Regions from separate parts of the Homo sapiens genome. Here region 2 is linked to region 1. A link is a contact called in ENCODE Hi-C or POLR2A ChIA-PET data. All regions are on one chromosome and are shown on one strand. The core of a region is the stretch at or near the end of the contact, and the rest is flanking DNA. Distances in the headings are between cores, read along the strand shown. Region 1 holds the start of SLC16A10 (solute carrier family 16 member 10). Region 2 overlaps SLC16A10 (solute carrier family 16 member 10).

Region 1 (2,516 bases), core at 9-2,508:
TGGGGTATCATCTTCATACATACATTTTTGTGCACTTATGTGCCTATTCCTTTGTTTACTATTTTACCCTCATTTCTAAGGCAGATTACACTTGAGCTATGTTCCCCATTCCACAACCAAGCACGGCTTGCTTTCCTTAGTTTATGCTATTTTCTCTACCTGGAATGCTCTTTTCCTGTCTTGACCCACTGAAGTCGTATGTATGAATCAGGGCTTCGGCCAAAGGCTGTTTGCTGTAGAGGCTCTTCTACAGTGTTTGGAGAGAATTTAAGGGACTATCTCATCTCTCTCTTTTGTACATGTATTATAACACATCATCTGAGCCTCCTAGTCTCTCCCAGGACTCTTTTTTCCTACCAGTTTATCAACTGATAAGAGGCAGAAACGAGATCAATCGCACTCATCTGTGTACTCTATCACAGTGGTGGGCACATCAAGTAACTAGCATATTTTGACTTTGATTGAAGTGAAGAATACGAATAACAGAAATTAAGAAGCATCCTCAATATTGCATAGCAGGTTACTCTTCTTTTCTTTTACATAGGATGGCACTCCATGCTTCAGGGAGACAGAGGAGTTGAATACAGGTTTTAGTTTTTGTTTAAAGTGAAAACGACTCTGATGTAGTTGAAAAGTAATGCTTTCTAGCTGTCTGTTAAAAATGTTTGTTGGTTGAAGACTTCGGAATTGCAGTCCAGTGAGGACTGAAAATAAGCATCTTTGGTGTGCCAAATATTCATAAGGAAATTGTATACGAATGCAAGAGAATGGAACTGAAGTAATAAAATAAGGGCTCTGATCCTTCAGATGACTTATTTAAGAAGCCAGGTGGCATAACGAATCTTACATATTATAATTAGTACTGAGAGGTGAATGCCAAAACATAAAACAAACACAATCGAGACAATGTTAGTGTGACTGTGACGCTGTGTCGGTGAGTTGAGGCTAACGATCCAGTGTGGCTCTCCTGAAGGCCCACCGCGCCCGCACCTAGGAGACGCGCCCCTTCTGCTCATGCTTTGAGGCGGGGTGACCCACACATCTGTGCCCCTCTCTGAGCAGGAGGAGGCCCCGTCGCAGACGCGCGCGCAGACAGCGTCTGCCGCGGGCACCTGGGGCCGCGCGCCGCGGGGCGCCCCGCCTCCGCTCTCCGAGGCCCAATCATCTGGAGGCTGTGGGGGCACGTCCCGCTCCCGGCCACGCCCCCAGCCGGCGGGGCGGGGGGTGCTTTTAAGAACCGGCGGCTGGCAGTGGGCTCAGTCGGGGGTGCGGGGCTGTGACCTAGAGGCTTCAGTGTCGATCCCCGAGGTGTTCGCGCGCGCCAGCTGTCCTCGCGGCCGCCTGCGCGCTGGCCGCCTGCGCGCTGCCAGCCCGCCCGCCCGCCAGGGGCTCCGCCGCCCTCGCCTCGGCCTCGTTAGCCCGCCAGGAGCCCCGCAGCTCCTCCGGGAGCCCGCTGGTAACTCGCGTCCCTCGCGCTTCTCCGGCGCCTGAGGGGCCCGCCTCGGGCCATGGTGCTCTCCCAGGAGGAGCCGGACTCCGCGCGGGGCACGAGCGAGGCGCAGCCGCTCGGCCCCGCGCCCACGGGGGCCGCTCCGCCGCCCGGCCCGGGACCCTCGGACAGCCCCGAGGCGGCTGTCGAGAAGGTGGAGGTGGAGCTGGCGGGGCCGGCGACCGCGGAGCCCCATGAGCCCCCCGAACCCCCCGAGGGCGGCTGGGGCTGGCTGGTGATGCTGGCGGCCATGTGGTGCAACGGGTCGGTGTTCGGCATCCAGAACGCTTGCGGGGTGCTCTTCGTGTCCATGCTGGAAACCTTCGGCTCCAAAGACGATGACAAGATGGTCTTTAAGACAGGTGAGGCGCGGCGCCCGCCGAGGCCAGCCTGGGCGACCCGCGTGGGGCCCCCGAGCGCATCCCGCGTGTGGGCTGTGTCTGCCTCCGAGTGTGCATGTCGGTGGGTCCCTGTGCCAGAGGGTGCGAGCAGGGGGGTCTTTCGAGTTGCAGACAGAGCCTGCCGCTTCTGGGGCCTCGGGGTGCCCGTCTTTATATGGAATCCAGCTGCAGAGCTGTGTGTTTGCAAGCAGGTCGCAGAACTTACTTGCCGAGATCGTCCTCCTTTCCCCTCAGCAGAGCAGACGCTAACAGTCCACAGGAGCCCTTCCTTTTATTGTTTGAAAACAAACAGAACCCCAGAACCTTCAACCCCAGTCATCGCCCTGTCATTTTTGTGGTCTCTTTCGTGACTATGCCAGTTATGTAGTTCTTCACCTGCCTCCCTGGGCCGCAGAGGGGTGTGCGTATGTTGGCGGGGCGGGGGGTGGAGTTTGGAGGAATGAAAGAGATTTGTACGAAGGTCACTGGAGTTCCAAAGGGGGCCCTGCAAGAGTCACGGTTCCGTGCGTTCCCGTCCCCCCGCCTTTTTTTGCCCTCTGGGTTAAATGTAGAAAACACGGGAGGCAGCCGGATTAGGGACTAGGATGAGGAAGGTGAAGGGTTGCTTCTTCCCTCTTCCTGTTGTG
Region 2 (2,516 bases), core at 13-2,512, 42 kb after region 1:
TGCGTGGACTGGGTCGTCTTCCCTATTCACCAAGCTGAATCCAGGCCCAATCCAAGATTACTGCTGCCTTTGCTCTGAGGCTTTAGACTGTTAGTAGCTTTTCTCGTCTCTACTGAGGCCAAAAGGGGCAGTGATACCCTTGAATTTTCTTCTTAAAACAGGGTTTCATTTCCTTGGAAGTTTGTTTCTTTGAATCTTTCTGTCAGTTTAACTGTTATCATCAATTGGTTAGCATTCTAATAATAATTATAATTATAGTAAACATTTATTGAGTGCTTACGAAGAGCCAGTTCCAAGCTTTTTTATCTCCATTATTCTGCTACTTTCCTTCTCATTTTACAGATGAGGAAAATGAGGCACAGAGTGGTTAATTAATCTGTTTGAGGTCCCGTAGCAGGTCAGTGATGCCAGGGTTCAAACCTACACTTAACTCTACACTAGAGACTGTTTTCTTAATTATTTCTTCACAATCATATGTTTAATGATTACTTATTGATTATTTAGTGGTCTGATAAGAAGAGGGAGCGGTGCTCTTCTGTTGGAGAAGAAAGGCTGGCTGATCAAGACACACTGGTTGGTTTGAAGAAAAAATATAGATGTTAATTCCATAACACCACACTCTAAACATTTCTACTGGACGAGTTCCACCTGTGTGCCACTCGAAGTCGGATGCAGTAAGGAAGGCTTTTTATTGAGGAGAGAACGAATACCTCTGTATTCAAAAGAGAGTGTGTTGTTCCTTATAGAAGATGGAAGGGGGCTTGCCAGTGACAGATTATGATGATTACCTCCTTAGTGGTTTTTTTTTATTGCACAGACTATAATAATAATTATAAAAATTTGTAAATCAAGAAAAATCTTTACCCCAACAAATTGTTTTTATATTTTTCATATTCATATTTTTTCATATTCATTTTATTTTTTCATATTCAAAAATAAAACAATTTTCATATTCATTTCAATTGTTTATTTTTTCATATTCAAAAATAAAACAATTTTCATATTCATTTCAATTGTTTTATTTTTTCATATTTTTCATATTTCATATTTTTTCATTTTTATACACAGTTATAGAGTATCTACTTATTTTTCATTTAACATTATGCTATAACAGGTTTTAAAGTTAGGCAGTAAGTCTTTCCAGTGAAAAGGAAAAGACTGAAACATGAAAAGGTTACGAGGCATTACTAATTGATTGGAATGATGCCTACCAGGCAGCCCATGTCAGTTTTGGAGCTGGCCTTGGAAGGAACAGCTGTGTATTTGGACCTTGGAGCAGTCTGTCAGGCTTCCAAGAAAGTGGGCAAAGAAGGAAGGGGGGTTGGGGGCACAAGTGGAAAAGTACAGTGGTTTGGAACTGATGTGAAACTATCAAGCTGGTTGAGTTCAGTGTTAGAAAATAGGAAAAACAAAACAATTTCTACCTGATATGGTACTTTAATTGAGGTTAGCACTTCAGTGAATAGGCAATGCATTATAATTTGTCAGAATTATCAATATTTTGTTCTTGTCAGTGGCTTTATATTTAATAGTTACATGTTATAAAGCCAGTTTTATCAGTGAAAGAACAAAGTTCTTGACAAATGCTATTTTAGTGATAAAGCTGTTATTCTGTATTTAAATTCAGTTTAACTCAAAGTGGTTTTTAAGTTTTACATTTGTATAACTGTAGACTAGCCATATGGCATTCAAAGGCCTCCAAGATATAACTTGAGACACTCTTAGGATGGAATCCCATATTCAGAATCTTTACTGACAGCTCCCCATATCCAAATTGCCTTTTCTCTCTTGGGCCTCTGGGTGTGACAAGGGACAACTTGAGTGAAAGGCCACAGGACAAAGTAGAGATGCTGTTAAATCTCAATGCAGAAGGCCTGAGACAACTGATAGAGACAATTGTTTCTCTTTTCTCCCTCATAAAATAAGTAAAATTCAAAGTGATTTTTTTTTAATTTTTTGCTTTGACACATTGTGTTTAGTCTGATTGAGGTCATCTTACACAACAGAATCCAAAATCCTGAGAAAATAATTTATACAACTAGAATTCCAAAATTAGGTTTTGCATTAAGTTCAAGCTATCATTTCTTTAAGAAAACCTACACTGGAGTTACCAACTGGAATATTTGGTTATGAGACACAGTCATCATGTCAGAGTATGTAGTTTGCTTCTAACACTTATTTGTGTGCTTTTAAGACCTGCTCCCTGCCACACTTTATCATAACAAAAAACAAGAGACACATGTTAGTACTGTAGCATGTATAGTCATGGGGAATGTGTTCTAAACGAAATCCCATCACAGTGGAGTCAACACAATATTTCTAGGGGAGAAGGTCTTCCTGTTAAACTCATGTGAAGGCATTCTTCTCTACTATGGGAACTTGTTTATGTGCCCTCTAGAAGACAGCTGAGATGGTCTTCAGTGAATCTGTTCACTGACATGTTGCTAGTTTCTTTATGTTTACATGTAAACAGTGCTTAGAAGCATCTTTCCCCAAGCTGTTCTTTTTTTGATGGA

Evidence for each region. Hi-C counts contacts between places; a loop is a spot of excess contacts on that map. ChIA-PET counts read pairs that join two places held with the same protein, here RNA polymerase II (POLR2A). Pooled maps may share reads with other maps.
Region 2: a map of psoas muscle shows a loop between it and region 1 (2.2-fold over the local background). The contact joins the enhancer-like site here to the promoter of SLC16A10 in region 1. A Hi-C loop is called at or near these places in 9 of 168 maps with a recorded cell type or tissue (CD14-positive monocyte, CD4-positive, alpha-beta T cell, CD4-positive, alpha-beta memory T cell and 5 more), 1 of 37 single-sample maps with no recorded cell type and 13 of 50 pooled maps. POLR2A ChIA-PET finds 5 or more read pairs at or near these places in 8 of 52 experiments (CD4-positive, alpha-beta T cell, CD8-positive, alpha-beta memory T cell, HEK293 and 5 more).

The regions. Positions count from the first base shown.
Region 1 is chr6:111,086,245-111,088,760 of GRCh38, forward strand. It overlaps SLC16A10 (solute carrier family 16 member 10), which reads left to right and starts at 1,259. Exons shown (of 6, transcript NM_018593.5): 1 at 1,259-1,851. The coding sequence starts at 1,509. RefSeq lists silencers at 940-1,619, 1,650-1,829 and an enhancer at 1,642-2,142.
Region 2 is chr6:111,127,954-111,130,469 of GRCh38, forward strand. All of the region lies in intron 1 of SLC16A10 (solute carrier family 16 member 10), which reads left to right. Among named protein-coding and RNA genes, the nearest start is that of SNORD166, 15 kb to the left of the region's middle. Within about 2 kb of position 1,263, at least 5 of the 41 ENCODE cell types and tissues checked have a DNase peak (open chromatin) inside an H3K27ac peak, as active enhancers do; they include gastrocnemius medialis and psoas muscle, where a contact is called at or near this core.